Regions from separate parts of the Homo sapiens genome. Here region 1 is linked to region 2. A link is a loop called in an ENCODE intact Hi-C map of the cell type or tissue named here. Cell type or tissue: heart left ventricle. All regions are shown on one strand. Each heading gives the region's core, and the rest is flanking DNA. Links, peaks and the distances in the headings are about the cores only. Region 1 overlaps MYT1L (myelin transcription factor 1 like). Region 2 overlaps MYT1L (myelin transcription factor 1 like).

Region 1 (8,336 bases), core at 282-8,281, 340 kb after region 2:
GGAATTAACATGACCTTCTAGCATTTGTCAGAAGTTGTGCTCTGTGATTTACATATTAGCTTGTTCAATTCTTCAGATATTCTGAAAGGCAGATACTATTAACTCCATCTTGCAGTTGAGAAAATAGATACTCACAGACATTAACTAAATTGCCCAATGTCAAGTAGCTCATAACGGCTAGTAAATGCCTAGGGTTGAATATAAGTTTGTTGATGTTCAGACCATGTATATCTCTATGCAAGGATTACAGATAATATAATCATCATCACTATCATCAGTATAATCATTACCTACATAAAAGACAGGGCAAGGGGGTGATTCTGTAATATACATTTTGTATCAGGTTTGAATATCTGATAAAGTCATTTAGCTTCATAATTACCTTAAGAGCACAAAGATGCAAAAGTCCATCATATGACTTTCAAATTGGCAAAGGTGATAATATTAAAAACCTGTGCAACAGGATTATAATAATAATTTAGCTAGCCACATGGTTACTTACCATTGTGTTAGATTTTGAATACTGTAGTGAATGAATGTCTTATCCAAAAGCAAACATTTTTTAATACTGTTATCTAATTAAATAGTTAAGATTTTTGCTGAAATCAGCAAGACAAATTGAACTTTAGAACTGGAAGAAAGTTTAGAATTTTTTTGCCAATCTTTTTGATTTTATAGAAAAAGTATTTATATAAATTCTTGAGTTGAAAGATTAAAAGCAAAAATTTTAAGCTAATAATATAAATTGCAGTCTAGAAACCCACTTTGTCTATAAAACATTAAAATAGAACCATTTATATAACTTAGCAGGTATAAAAAGGTTTCAACCTTAATATTACAGAGAAGAGCTATAAATACACTATTTCATGTTCCCCCAAACACCTGAAAACTTATGAAAAACTATGTTATTTAGGTTGCTTCTTTTCAAGGTAACAGGGAAGTATTGATTATTTGCCCAGCCAATACAATAAATTTGTGCTCAATATTAGCACATATTAACAATCTTTTTAAAAAATACAGGACAAGGGCAAGTTAATAAGAAGAAACACAAGCAGTAGAGAAGGATATGAAGTGAAACACGGGGGTCTTCCAACGTATCCAGCTGAGCTCCTGGCTCCGATTTCTCAGCAGCAAACAGCCGGTTGAGAACTCAGCCAGGTATTTTCTATGCCTTTACAAATGTATCACTCTGTGTATACACATACATACATAAATATACAGAGATGTGTTTATGTTTATATTAGGCATTTTACATATCTAATTACATATTTAACATAACTATCTTCTCTATACAAATAGAATCACATTATTCCATACATTTGAAATGAGTTCTTCATATACAAAAATGATATCTTTATTAACTTTTCTAGATCTGCTTCATTCTTTTTTTAAAAAAGCACAGGATCCCTATATATAAAAATAAATATTTACTCATTCTTTCTCCTACATTTGAAATTTTGGTGGTTTCCATGATTTTATTATTACAAAGCTGGCTAGCACAATGAGCATCCCTAGCCACATATTCTTGAACACTTATAAAGATAGTCTCATAGGATTTCTTTCTTTCTTTTTTTTTTGTGTGTGGATACAGTCTCACTCTGCTGCGCAGGCTGAAGTGCAGTGGTGTGATCATGGCTCACTGAAGCCTCAACCTCCTGGGTTCAAGTGATCCTCCCACCTCAGCCTCCTGAGTAGCTGGGAACACAGGTGGAGATTTCTTTTTTTTTCAGTTTTTTGCACAGATGGGGCCTCACTGTGTTGGCCAGGCTGGTCTTGAACTCCTGGGCTCCAGCGTGCACCCACTATAGGCAAGGCACTGTGTTCAGAATTCTATGTATATGTATGTATATGCATATATTATCTCTAAACCTTATGCCAACGCAAGCAGGCACACAACATAGCTGCTCCCATGGTGTGTGTAAAACTGCACAGCTAGTGAGGGCTGGAGCTGCCATCTGAACCAGTGTGCATCTGCCTCCCAAGTCTTTGTCCTCTCCACCGAAACAGAAAACCACATTTACAATTTTATTATTTATAAATCCTTCCGGTGAAAAACCATTTGTTTTAAATTCCTTGCATTATTAAGCAGAGAATTTTACTTGAAATCTCCTTTACCTTTATTTTTAACTGTTTACTCGCCTAACATAGATTTGACTTCAAAACAATTCCTCTTTTCCTTCATGTAAATTACATTTCAGATTCTCCAGTGACTTGTCAGTAGAGGGAGCCTTAAGATGCATTTGACAACCCTTTTATACGGTGAACAGTGATCTCTCAACAGGAAAACATCAGCCAGTTGAATTTGTTTTATAATAGAACAACATATTTATAGAAAGGATAAGGAAAAGGCAGGCAGCTGCTGGGTTCAGCCTGTGGGAGAAAACAACCTACAAAGTGCTCGGTGAACTCATCCCTCAGCTGCAGCGTCTGTTTCCTTAGCACTTCCAAGGTACAGTTTCCTTTTGCTGGGATGCAACTTCAAGCTCGAATTTCTGAAAGTAATTCATTAGGATGTATGCTAAGTAATATGTGACGCCTGTTCCCTGTGAGTTTATTGACCAGCTCAATTCAGGATTATGAATCGCCAATGTACTTAGAACACAGAATTCTTGTTCGGTGACTATTATGGGTCTTGCTGAGTTAGGATGGTAGCCCTGGCCAACTCCCTGAGCTCTGCCATCGCCACTGGCAAGCTGCATGCCTGCAAGGTGACATGTGACAGTGTCAGCCCGCTCCCTACCCAGACGCCACGCTGTGGAAAATCCACTTCTAGCAGCAGCATCTGGGCTGTCAGCGGGCTCCACCGGCACCAAAGCTGACAGCACTGATGTTGCCGGGGGCTCTGTCTCAAGCGGGCTGCACACCACGCTGAAAGATTCCACTCCAAGCCATTTTCCCAGTCTTACCTTTGATCCTCAGCTATTTGCATATTTTTATAAGCTTAGGTGGAGAAAAAAGCACCTGTTCAAATACCTCCAAGATCTTTCTGTCTTTACATTTCTATGGTGGAAAATGAGGTGCCCTGAGCCTGGACAGGAGTCAGGTTCCATGGAGCACTACTGTGAGACGGCTGTTCAGGCCACACCACTGGCCCAGGCAGACAGACCACACGACCATCAGGGAACTTACCCAGCCCCCACCCCCAGACTCAGGGCATAGCAAAGGTGCTTCGCAAATACTTCAAAATAGGAATCAACATTATCCAAGTTATTACCCTTTCCAGTCCTTTTCAACTGCAAACACAGCTTTCATTTCCTGCTTTTTATTTCACTGGTTCCCAGACTATTGAGCTGGATTGGGAAAAATATTAACAGCTGAATATTAAAGCATGAGAGAAGTAAGCCCCACTGTAGGATGACAGAAGGGAGATACTAGTTATTCTGCCCTACCCATATTCACCCATTCATTTTCCGTCTGTCTGTCTGTCATTTGCTAATTAACAAAGATTTGTAGGTTGATTGCAGTCTGTCTATTACTAATTAACAAACATTTGTAGGTTGACTGCGTTACTGCCTAAGATTTTCAAGGCTCGTTAGGCAAAAATGGTTTTGTTTATTTTTTTAATTTTTTATTTTTTTGAGATAGGGTCTGGCTTTGTTGCCCAGGCTAGAGTGCAGTGGCACAAACACAGCTCACTGTAACTTCCTGCAACTTCCACCTCCCAGGCTCAAGCAATCCTCCCACCTCAGCCTCCCGAGTAGCTGGCACTACAGGCATGCAACACCATGCCCAGATAATTTTTGTATTTTTTGTAAAGATGGTGTCTTGCCATGTTGCTCAGGCTGGTCTTGAACTCCTGAGCTCGAGCAATCCACCCGCCTCAGCCTCCCAAAGTATAGGCATTTACAGGCGTGGGACACCTTGCCTAGCCAAAAACCAATTTTTTATATATATAAAAAAAGCATGGAACAATGACAACTTAAGGACTCTAACAATTGGATTTCCACGATAACTCCTCCCAGATAACTCCTCTAGTCTTATATTTAGTCTTTGCTCATTTGTTTTGTTCTTTAGATTCTGGTTTGGTTTGATCTTAAAAGTCATCAGAACAAGCAACGGATTATTGTGGTTCTTCTCAGAGAGATGCACAAGTTCTGTCTGAACTCAAAATACCTAAAAATTGATACTGCAAAACCACTTAACAATAAAGGAAAGTTTCATTCCACAATTATGCAAAGGCTTCTTTTGCAAATATCCCTGCGACAGAGAACACAATGAGAAATAGGCAAGAAGATGTAACTTGCTGATTACTGAATTCCTTCATGAAAGAGTGAAGAAAGGATGCATTCAGTGGTGCAGATGGCTGAGTGCATAACAGGTAGGTTTGGTGAAGAGGGGACAGTCAGCATCCACAGGAAGAAAAGGCAGAAAAGGAGAGGTGGGGTTTGATTGCAACAAGCAGCTCTGCCCTCCAGCCGGGAGGCTTGGGTCACCTGCAGTTACTGTGACAAACACAACAAGAACTCAAGTGTGCCAACTTCCTGCATAGGCAGGTTCTCCTGGGGCAGCTGCCAGCTATGGGCTTTACTTTGTAAGTCAGCATTCCATGGTGGAAAAGGCACTGGACTTGAAGTCTGCTCTTCTACCCACTTCATTAATTTCTCTCGGCCCAAGTAGGTGCCTCTGTAGCATGGGTATGACAATTACTTCTCAAGGCTTCTATGAGTTTTTGAACTATGGACAATATGTGAATGTTGGATGTTATTCCTGTGCCCAGAGTGGCACCGTCCCATCCATATGAGGAAGGAAAACTCATTCATTTCTTCACACGACTCCTCGGACAAAGGACTCTTCCTGGGAGCTACGATAGGCTTTAGGGATGGTTGGACACTTATTTAAGTTTAAGGATGATGATATACATTTGAAACAGGAAGGCAGTGTGGAGCAATGATGAAGTGACTACAGACAGGGCAGGCAAGAAGAGGTGGACTTCAGTTCTTTGGCTGCTGACTGCGCTGTGACCTGCCCTCAGGCCCTGCGTCCTCATGGCTCCCTTCTCTCTGATTGTACTGCCTCTGGGTTGATATTTCCACCTAAGTTGTATTTCTTATCACTCTGGACCTTCAGAGGTCTCTGTGAACAGAGGACAGCCATAGAATTTAGCTTGAAAAATCACTGGGCCGATTGGATGTAAAAACGTTCAGGAAGCCCCTGACTCAGGGCCCAGCCTGCATTAAGCACTCCTCAACATCACATAGGCATTCCCTGAAGGTAGCAGGTGCTCAACGTATATTTTCTGAGTGAATGAATGAATAATATACACATTTTTTAAGTCGCACATTTCACATCTTGGAAATCTTGGAGAAGCTATTTTACAGACCTGAGCTTTCCAAGGTCAGATGATCAGCGAGTGACAGGGCCAGGAGGGTCCAAAGAGAAAACAGAGCAAGGGGTGCCAGGACGACAGGATCCAAAAAGGAAGCAGAGCACGGGGCGCCGGGATGTCAGGGCTGAGATGCGGGGGTGTGGCCTGCCACGTCTCATCTCAGTCCTGGAGACCAACGGGCTGCGGGAGCCCTAGGGTTGCGCTGTGATGCTAAAGAGCTGATGTACCCAGTGCCCCTGCGGACCTCGCCTGTGTCTTGGAGGCCGCCTGCTCTGGCTCCTGAGGGGTCTACACATCTCACAGACCCTGGGGTGGGATGGGGCGGCCTCTGGTGTCTCAGGACACTCGTGTGTCCCTGGCACAGAAGGAAGAAGAGGAAGTGGCCATCCAGTGCACATGATACAATGAGAACTGGGAATCATGACTCAGAGTCACCTGTGAGTGTGGTTGTAACAAGAGAGCGGAACCAGCCATATCGGCACCATTGTCAGACAGGAAATGAACCCAAGGTGGGCTGCTGCCTGGGAGGGTCAGCAATCCATTTTAGTAGCTATCATGTTGAACCAAGGCAGCCCCTGTGGGCTGCAAGGGAGTCCAGATTCTCACCCTGTACTGGCCTGCCAAGCTCGTGGCCTTTAACTATGTCCAGCCACAGTCTGAAATACAGGAGAAACAGCCACTGCTCAAGGGTCTATTTTCTTATGGGGAGTTTGTTTTTGTGTTTTTCTTCATAAGGCCATGGCAGGATTGCGGGTATACCTGGCACTGATCTTATAACCAGGCTTGTAGCTCTTAGATAAGTCCATGCTTGTTTTGTATAATAAAATGTGAAATCAATCTACTATGAAAGTCTATTCAGTGCATTTTAAATGGCAACTCACATTTATCAGGTCAAGAAGTGACATTTGTGAAACGCACAGTCTATTTGTCTCTTTAATGTACACTCATTATTCTACTCCTTAAAAATTGGAATTAAGCATGAAATAGGGAATCAGAATAAAATTCATACATGTTGCCCTTTTCTAAATCATTTCAATTTAAAAGAATAGTGTTAGATGAGCTTATAATTTCACACTTGTCTTGGCTTTCCTGCTCTGAAGATCATAAAAAAGAAAGGCCCTGATTATAGTCTGCAGAATAAAGACAGTGAAGACAGACGCACACATTTGTAGGGTGCGGAATTCAGAAGTTTCTGCGATTGTACAAAAGTGCTTCAAACAATGCATTTAAATCAAGGATAGATCTTGCAAAGTTTGAGAGATTATCTTTGGATACATAATATATACCTTTGCTGTTTATTAATGCTTGAGCCAAGAAGGTTACAGACAAAGACAAAGCAGTGTGGCGTGGAACCCCTGCAGCTCAAGTTGGCAACGCTGCTTTGCCTTGCCTACAAAGTCAACAGTGCCTCCCAGAGGGCCTACTTCACCTAAAACTGTAGTCCTTCCCCATGGCAATCTTTAAGAGGCAGTGCATTAAAAGGGTTATAGAATATCCTGACTTGAATTACTGAGTAATTCTCTGGTTCAAATCTCAGCATGAGAATATGAAGTTCTACTCACTGAGCTTGGTAAGTTGGGAGCTTGGAGAACTCAAGCAAAATAACATAGGCTATTATTTAAACAGGCTCTGATTGCACTGTGTTCATATGTTGAAATAGATGAGTGCTCAGGCCTCACTGCACTCCCCCGATGCTCACGCCTCTGGTCATCTTTCCAAACCCAGCCTCCAGCTCCCCTTGGCCTGCGGTCCTTTCCCTCTCTGCTGGCTCCTCACCCTGGACCTCCCCTTTTTCACTTTCCCTTTCTTTCTGCCTCTTCCATTGTCTCTTGTCTGCCTGCCAATGCATTTGTCATAACCCACCAATTTCTCTTCTCTTCCAAGCTAGATTTGTTGTGGCAACCACAGGTTCTTCTTAGAGGGGTGTCTGTTAGCTGGTTAGCATCTCCCTCACATCCTCCCTTAGAGGGGTGTGTGTTAGCTGGTTAGCTGGTTGGTGTCTTCCTCAGAGCTTCCCCTTAGAGGCGTGTGTATAGAGGGCTGTGTGTAGCTGGTTAGCTGGTTAGCGTCTTCCTCAGAGCTTCCCCTTAGAGGGGTGTGTGTAGAGGTGTGTGTGTAGCTGGTTAGCTGGTTAGCGTGTTCCTCAGAGCTTCCCCTTAGAGGGGTGTGTGTAGAGGGGTGTGTGTAGCTGGTTAGCTGGTTGGCATCTTCCTCACAGCTTCCCCTTAGAGGGGTATGTGTTAGCTGGTTAGTGTCACCCTCACAGCATCCCTTAGTGGGGTCCCTGTTAGCTGGCTGGTGTCTCCCTTGCTCCTGGGTCTCTTACCTCCAGCCCTGTGTTTATTGGCACTAACTCTGGACCTGTGTTTCCCACAGAGGTTGTATTTCTTGGTTCCTCTGGCCCTCACATTGCATGAGTTTGATTTCTCACCCTTCTGCCATATTCCATTTGGCAAGAGTGAACACGCAGCCCCTCCTCAGTTCCACACACTGTACACTGAAATACATCACTGCCTTGGTCATGTACTAACTCCGGCTGACTGGCTGATTTCCATGGTGAAATTGTGAATTCATAGTGTTTTACTTCTATATTTTTATAAGGTACGCCCCTCCCTCATGTACTCTTCATTTCTAATTAAAATATTTCTCTAGCATCAAGAAAATGTGGTTGTGAATGGCTTTTACTACTAGTAGGCTGAGGAGCAGCTAATATATTTTTATTGAAAATCCAATAGTTTCATTTGCATTGCATCTGAATTTTTGAGACACATAGATAATAGCGTATCATTACCCTTCATATTCCCAAAGGAGCCCAAGAATGAACAGATTACGAAACAACCCAGTACATCACAACCCAACCCATTACATCCCAACCCAACCCAGTATGTCACAACCCAACCCAGTACATCCCAACCCAACCCAGTACATCCCAACCCAACCCAGTACATCCCATCCTAACCCAGCACATCCCAACCCAACCCAGCACATCCCAACCCAACCCAGCACATCC
Region 2 (8,336 bases), core at 239-8,238:
TTATTGTCATTAAATCTTACTTGAGTTCTTGGGAGCTGGTGGCCAGCATACTTCGAATGCTTTTGTCCGCCAGGGGGCAGCCAGACAGACTGTAAGACAGGCCGGGACAGGCAGGTCAGTCAACTGCGAAGCGCGTAACTCCCAAACAAACACAACATAAAAACCGAAATTAAAGAGTTTAATGCAGAAAAGCAATGGGCAAGTGCTGTATATTGAATTTTTTTTTGTGTAATTAATTCTGAATCGGTTCGAATATAAATTTAAGAAAATATTTCTTAATAAGCAATTGTTTAAAAATAAGATAAAACATTTGTGCTCTTTGGCTTAAATGCTTAAGAAGAATTTTACAAATTTAGGTCGTTTATTTGAAAATAAAAGACATTATACAACACATAAATTAGCATGCTTTTGAAGGTCAACATATAGCACTTAAAGGGTTGACACAGAATTCAACATTTTTACTTTGACAGCATTGTTGAGGTAAGCTGAAAACAATAAATTGAAAAGACAGAATCCACCATGAGAAAAATGAAGTCACACCTTCTGTGTGAGGCGTAATTACCAGTCACATGACCACTCCCATCACACCCTGGAGTTGGACATCTGCCACCAAACAAAAACAAAAACAGCCAAAATAGTAAGTATGTTTAAAAAAAAAAAAAACTTTTAAAAAAGTTTCATTGTTTCCAGTTTAGCTGCAATGTCTGCAAGGGGATTTAAGCACCCTGAAGAAAAGCGGCAAAATGCACGGGTTAAATGAAAATGACGCCCCCATCCGACAGAGCGTCACTGGGAACAGGCAAGTGCACGGTTAGCTGCTCACTCTACTGACCCAGCAGTCGGAAACATTTATATGCTGCGAATGTCGCATGCTCAAACGGCAAGGCATATACAGATCCAGTTTTAAAAAATCAGCCAAAGAATGGGAAGATTAAGAAGATTCATAATTTCACCTCACAGCATGCTTACGTTATTAAGTCCTTTTTGCTCTCCTTGCACTGAGGGTACTTGGGTTTGGGACTTGGGATGGTCACCTCCCCGGGATACCGTCTTTCTTCTAGAGCCTCCTGGAATGGGTCCAAGTCTTCTGGCTGTGGGCAAAACACAGCTTCAGAGCCACACGGATGATCACATGGCACACAGACTGAGGGAGGTGGTTCGTGGCTCTGGGGTGGCCTCTACATCTTACACCTCTTTCTGCTGTACCTTTAAGATCCTTTTGGTCCTGATAACGCCCCTACTGAAAATGCATATTGAACTTTTCTTCCACTGCTCTAAACTCCTAAAATGATGGTCACCTGTCAGTGGTCAGGGCCCTTATTCAATATTCACCTGGCTGTGCTCATCACATGGACACACACACGGTCTGGTAGCCAGAGACTACATTTAACTTGGTCTTCCTCATCCAGCATTCAGCACACACCTGTGGGTGGCTGCTTTATCCAACACTTGCCTGCAAAGATTCAACACTGGAACTACAGTGTCTTAGGGCTGAGCTTTCCCCCACCATTGGTCAGTATTTTACAAGCACATGCTTTAAGATTCAAGGTAATGGAGACCAATTTAGAGGAATGTAACTGTAAATTTCCTTTTCCCTTGTGTGTTCAACTGCAGTAACGTAGATGTTTCTACAGGTGGCAATGCTCAGCAGACACTTTCCTAAGTGTAGATACATGGGAAGGTTTGTCTTCCATGATGATCCAGGATGAAAACACTTCTGTCATTTTAGGAGGGCTTACTTTCAATTAAAATGAATTTGGAGATTCAACCACCATGCCTTATTTGGTAGTAATGATTCAACACTGCGGGAGAAAAAAATACTTAGAAATTTAGCTTGCCACTCTGATTTGGTTCTTTTTCACAATGCCTGGATATTGAAATCAATTTGAAGAATGCAGATAATAGGCTTATAAGCAGGTGCCCTCTCTGCCAATTTCTACATGGGGCTAATATTTCTTTTTTTTCCATTTCCTTGTTTCTGTAAGACACTAGTGCTTCGATGGTGGTCTCTCTATTGTACTAAAAACACATTTCATTTTTCAGTGAAGAAAGAAGATGTCATAAGACTTTAAAGTCGGTACATAAAGAAAACATTTTTCTTTATTTCTTTTCAAAGCCTAAAGGGCATTATATCTATTTTAATAACCTGAATTTGAACACTGTAGCTACTTCAAAAGTATGTTCTTGACATAGATGTTTTAGTAATACTGTCATAAACAAAGACTTAGGTGATGGTACTAAAATAGTTTATTCAAGGCTAAACTCTTTTGAGTACTTAGGTTTCTTAGAGAAGGGACACTGTCCTTAGTTTCGAAGGGCTAGTTAATTAATAGCACATAGTTAACCATTTAACTATCTAAGACTCCTATTAGAATTCTCTACCTGCAAGGAAAATCCTGTATTGTTTCAACAGGACACCCAGAAAAATGAACTCAGGTGCTATTTATACGTTTTCTTAGAGTAATCATTTGTAACAAAACATATTTGTTAGAAAATAAACTTTATCATTTACAAGAGTCAATACTTTGTTTCACTCTAATCAATGTTAGTCGCAAATCTCTTCTGGGTCAACAAAAACTGTTTTCTAAGTCCTCCTCAGCTAAAGGTCATATTTAAAGAGAAAATATATTTTCTCATAACGTATGTGCAAATGGCTTTTCTTTCAGCTGGGGCCCCATTTTTAAGTCTGGCAGTCAACACAGGCTCAATGAAAAGGACATACAGTAATGTCTTTGGACTCGTCCTCGTCTATCCTCCGGGGTTTCATTTTGGTGTAGTCTACGGGCAAGTCCCAGCAGTCGCCCTCGCCCAGCTGGAAACACCGGTTGTTCATCACTGCCTGCTGCTGGGGGGACATGGGCTCCAGAGGGGTCAGGATGGGGCAGCAGCTGTCCCGCGGCCTCTGCTTGTTCATGCTGAGGTCCAGGGTCCCGTTCTCATCCACCTCCATGTCAGGGTTCTGTCGGTAGAAAGACATAGTGACTGTGCTTGGCCCGGCATCTTGTGACACCACGAGTCCTTCCTCCCAGATTACAGTCCTGCCGTCAGCCAGTGTAGCGTTCAACACAGAATCCCTCGCTGCTGTTTCCTTGGCCTAAACTCCCAAGGCGGACAGGCCTTGTCTGGTGGTACATTCCTGCTATCCCACGCTTAGCTGCAAAATTGGTTGGAGAATCCAGGCATCCATCCCGCCATCCCTCTCTCCCTCCCTCCCTCCATTTCCCTATTTATCTACTGTCTATCCTCTCTCTCTCCTTCCTTTTTGTCCTATTGTATCTCTGATTTAGAGTTTGTTCAGAAGAAAATTACAAAGTGCTTAATTTTAATTTTATTACCGTTGCAAATACCTAAGAGATAAAAATTTTGTGTGTATGCATGTGTGCATATACATGTATGTGCATGTGTGTGTGTGTATAAACACACATATATCAGCTTAAAAATTCTCTTTTTTATTGATGCTAATAGTTCAAGAATTAGGGAGGAGGATAACAAAAGAATTAGAAGGATGAAGGAAGGAAAGAGAATAAACTAAAATTTACCTTGTAATACAATTTTTTTTTTTTTTTTGAGGGACAGAGTCTTGCTCTGGTATCCAGGCTGGAGTGCAGTGGCACGACCTGGGCTCACTGCAACCTCCACCTCCCAGGTTCAAGCAATTCTCCTGTCTCAGCTTCCCAAGTAGCTGGGACTGCAGGTTTGCACCACCATGCCCAACTAATTTTTGTATTTTTTAGTAGAGATGGGGTTTCACTATATGTTGGCCAGGCTGGTCTCAAACTCCTGACCTCAAGTGATCCAGCCGCCTCAGCCCCTCAAAGTGCTGAGATTACAGGTGTGAGCCACTGCGCCTGGCTGTAATAAGAACTTTTATAATGAAGATAATTTTCCACTTTACGAAAGAAGATCTGCAGTTGTAGCTAAAAATACCTTTACTACAGTGATTACCGTCTGATCTCTAGATTTCAGCAAACCTGCAATTTAGTCTACTGGCTTAAAAAAAAACCCCAAAGAGGTACAGGGTGAGGCTCTTTCATTTTTTAAATGATGCTTTGAAATGCATCAATAATTCTGCAGCACTTGCCTCTCAGGAAGAGAGTCAGAAGAATGGACACATGGACAGAAAGTTAAAAAAAAAAAATCAGAATACCCCTAACAATCCTGCATGTTTTTCCCCAAAGAGTGACACTCTCCTTAGCAAAATTTGATTTCAGAGCTGGTCTGAAAGCTGCTGCCTCCTCAAGGGTCTAGCAGCTCTCTCCTCTGGATGCAACAGCAGAAGGAAGATGCTTGGAATGAGACCTCCATCCCCGGAGCTGTTACCTTGATAAATTATACAGTATCATTCTGCCTGAACTCTCTTTGTCAAAGTGTACTCTGATTTGAAGCTTTGATACTAATTTAAGCTTTATAATGTTGGATTTATTCTCTCAGTCTTAGTTTAATTTTAAGAAAGTGCAACAAAATTTGGAAGGGGTCTCTGCCTTTTATTTTATTTTTTTTGTGGTTGCCACAGAATCTCTTCCATGCTAACCTTGCATTTTTGCAACCTTGATCACCATGAAAACTGCATGCACCTGACTCTTCTCCAATATCTAGGACTAAATATACTGATAGAAGAAAAAAACATTTGCAAAACGTAAGATTACTGACCTTTCTTCATTCATACCAACTACAAATATTTACAAGAACCACTGTCAGTGTGGTCCACTCAGGTACATGGCCAGGCAGCGCTACACAGTGGAGAGCCCTTTGTTTATCAGGAGAGGAGGTGAACATGTCCGCTGCTCAGCGTCTCCTCTGAGAACACAATCTGACCGCTCCCTGGCACCGCCTGGTTCTCCCCAGCCGCCTGGTGGCCTCGGCGAGGCAGCTGTCTCCCAGGTCTGTGCTGCATCTTAAACGCTCTCTCTCCTGCCCAGCATAAGCACTGGTTCAATTGATAAGAAAATTAAAAATAGACACTCTTCCTATGCCTTTCATAGCACTATAGCATCCATGAAAATGTGGAACTGACGAGTGCTGGCTGTAAATACACGGCTGATCCCTTGGTGTGAAGTCTGATTTTTACTTCCTTTCCCTGCTACCCAGGAGTCCATAGGCAGATCCCTGCATTTCACGTGACAATGGTGCTAGCAGAACTTCCTGTCAAAGTTCAAGGAGACCCACGCTTCGTTTTGCATGCTCTGTGCGGTCACTGGAGACCACAGGAGGCCCACGTGGTGTCCTTTGTTTACAGAAATGCTTCTGGATCCTGGAGAGAAGGATCCATTCACGCACGTTCATCTACAAGATCTGACCCTTGCCTCTGATTTAGAAAATGGATGCGCTTTGGACAATGGTGTGTTCAGGCTGCGTTAAGGGAAGCTGCACTAATTGTTCACAGTGGCGAGAATGGTTTAGGAGATCACGGCGTTTGCCCCATACAGCTGCCCCGAAAGCGCCGCGTGTCTCGGTGGCTGGGTCCGCGGCCCGGCCTCCCCCACCCGCCAGGTGGCTCCACCTGCCCAGGCGCGCGTACCCGCGTGGCGCACAGGTCCTGCGGCTTGGTGCTCAGGTTCTGCGGCATCTCGCGGCAGCGCGTGGACAGGTTGAGGATGGCGGTGGCCGCCATGTGGGCCGCCTCCATGTCGTGCGTGTAGTCGAAGCTGCTCTTGCTGCACGTGCTGCTGGCGCTGCTGCCCCCGCCGCAGCTCAGGTTGCTGCTGCTGCTGGGCGCGTAGCTGCTGGTGCTGCTGCTGCTGGGGCTGGGGTCCTTGCAGTACCGCTTCGCTGGGGAGACAGGGACAGGGATGACTCAGGCCCCGGCCGCAGGGCACACGGCAGACAGCACACGGCAGGGCCTGCCCGCCCCGGCCTCAGCCACACACAGCCGCGTGGGACGGCCCTCAGGGTGCTGGGGCTTACGCGTAAAGAAAACAAACAACAGGCAAACGAAAACAAAACAAAACTTTCCGGCTCCTTTCTTTTTTCTTCTTTTTTCCTTTTTCCTTTTTTTTTTTTTTTTTGCCCTGGAGGATAATTCATCGACCTGTTGGAGAGGCTGCACCTCACACCCAGCACAGGCGGTCACCTGGTCCCTCGAAAGACAGACACACGGCTGGCTAGCTTTTAGGAGCCGCAGGGTGTAGGGAAGTGACTGGGAATTCCAGCCCAGTCAAATCCCAGTCGAGGCCCTAAGCGTGAGTGGGGCTCCTCCGCAGCACATGAGGGCTCGTGAGCACTTTTGGTGACCCAACCTGGATCCGCGGTCCCTTATCTGTCAAGAGGTGGGCTGTTCCTTTCAGCCAGAGGGGCCCCGGCAGCCACCTTCTGGGCCTGTGGGGACCACGTGCTTTGGGAGGTGGATTTCTGGCTGGGCATGCAGACCAGATAGGGTGAGTCCAACATCCTTTTTTTTCTAGAATTCTGATACAGGCCATGGGAGTGAAACGGGGAAATGCACATAGAGAATAAGCTCAGGATAAATGTCGAAACACCTGAGTGGCCACTTGGTGGTGGCAGACACGCGGGGCACGTGTGCAGCTGCCTCTTTCATAGCCACGGCCTCTCTGTTCCCTGCACTGACCCTCACTGACACGATTCCCACTGCCCAGTAATCCTTTCTGAGCCACCACACTCACTAACAGCCAAACCAGCACTGAGGGGCAAGGGTTATTTGTTAGAGCTATTTAAATCTCCTTTAGTACATGACAATGTTTCAGTCCAGGATTTATCCGATGGGTCCTTCTTTACTAATTGTTATCCCTGCCAGTTAATGTCACAGGACTTCATTTGTGCATGGCCAGACATTTCTCTTGGAATCCAGCAGAGTGAAGAGTTACTCAGAGGTGGACCTGGTCTCTCCCATGTCCTAAATCCCTCCGTCAGTGAGCCCCTCCCTTTAGGAAGCACCTTCTTCCCCAAGAGATCCCCGCCTGCTTCCCTGGGACCGTTGTGAGTGTAGCTGGGAGAACTTGGTGATAGGCTAGAGACACTCTAGCCCGGGTTCTCCTGGTGCTTAGGGCTGCCCTAGTCCTAATCGGCAAAGCTCCAAGCTGCCTAATTCTGATGGAAACTATGGTTTTGTCTGTTGCTACAAGGAAAGGGAGACCTCGCAGTTGGTCATGGCTCCTGCGGTGTCTTCTGTGCCATCGGCAGCAGCTCTGAACCTGGAGCCAGGCTTCCCCAGGGACTCCTTCCCACAGAGGAAGAAGAGAACAAAGCTAAGTGAAGCAAAAAGCTTTCTCACATTGCTGATACGGTCATTATGAGCAATGCTAAGAAATTGCCCTGGATTTGGATACAAAGGGAAAAAAGAAGGAGTCCTCATTGACAAGGTTTGGTTTGGGACTGAAGGCTCTCAGGACATGGGGAAGAGGTGTGTTATTGGTGATTCTGTAATGCACAGGCCTCTGCAGAGGAAGACTGAGGACAGTGCCCAGGCTGGGAGTTGGCCAGGCTGTCTTCGTCTCAGCCTCTGCCAAAAGCTACAGAGAATTCCCCAAGCAAGTAACCGCTTTACACCCAGATTCCTGTGCATGAGCCAGAGGCTCAAATCCGCACCCACAAAACCCATGAAATACAATAGTAATCTGTTGATATTATGACTGTGTTTTGCTAATCTGAATGAGCAAAGCCACTCAGAGTGGGCCCATGGCTGGTGGGGCACAGCTGTCCCTGAGAAGCGTGTCTGAGTGTCCCTCAGTGTGCCCCTCCCTTCTCTCTACTTTGGGATGCCCCTCCTCTAGGGAGCCCAGCAGTGCAGGGCGGGGTGGGCAGTGGCTGCTGGTCTGAGCAAGGCCCACACCAGGGCCTTTGAGAGAGACCACCGTGGGGCTGCAAAGGAGTCAACCAGAGGGAGACAGCAGAGGCTGTAAGGGCACCCCCACGGGCCCTGTGCAGTGCACACCTTGATCCACCCTAAGCAACCGTCACAAACCAGTTTGCAGTTTGTGATACTTTGGATATGAACTAAAGGTTGTGATTTTACATAATTTACAATTTTGTTAAGAAATAGTAGAATAATTGTAGGAGAAATGAAATAATAATATGGGGTTTTGTTTTTACTAGTGAGGGCTAGCCACTGGTTTAGGAAAAAAAAAAACATTGCCCACATAAATTAAAAAAAATAACACTTTTGTTTTGAAATGAGGGAATTTCAATTCCTAAAAAAAATTAAAGGAATAACACAAGTTAATGCAACAAACAACGGCAGCTGACATAGGTCGGCTGGCAACCTTGCACTCAGCGTTGGTGAGGGCGATGCTCAGGAGTGTGGGTGTGGAGGTGTGGCAGGAGCTCCCGCTGACGCCCAGAGACTTCTCGTCATGAGCCCCTCTCACAGTGACTCCTGCTAC

What was found. Peaks named below come from ENCODE experiments on the same cell type or tissue, not always from the same donor. Only the 100,000 strongest peaks of a DNase experiment are listed, where the experiment ranks them.
Region 1: it touches region 2 in a loop (3-fold over the local background); 2 of 110 quality-filtered maps call a loop at or near these places.

Annotation. Positions count from the first base shown.
Region 1 is chr2:2,227,878-2,236,213 of GRCh38, forward strand. All of the region lies in intron 2 of MYT1L (myelin transcription factor 1 like), which reads right to left. Among named protein-coding and RNA genes, the nearest start is that of MYT1L-AS1, 87 kb to the right of the region's middle. In heart left ventricle, for the core only: no CTCF peak of the experiment used is centred there; no DNase peak of the experiment used is centred there.
Region 2 is chr2:1,886,519-1,894,854 of GRCh38, forward strand. MYT1L (myelin transcription factor 1 like) reads right to left here. Exons shown (of 25, transcript NM_001303052.2): 15 at 5,519-5,769; 16 at 2,723-2,959; 17 at 970-1,091; 18 at 21-89. Among named protein-coding and RNA genes, the nearest start is that of PXDN, 150 kb to the left of the region's middle. In heart left ventricle, for the core only: CTCF peaks have their summits at 272, 1,640, 4,856 (motif pointing left) and 5,056; DNase peaks (open chromatin) are centred at 4,816 and 5,590; H3K27ac peaks cover 680 bases.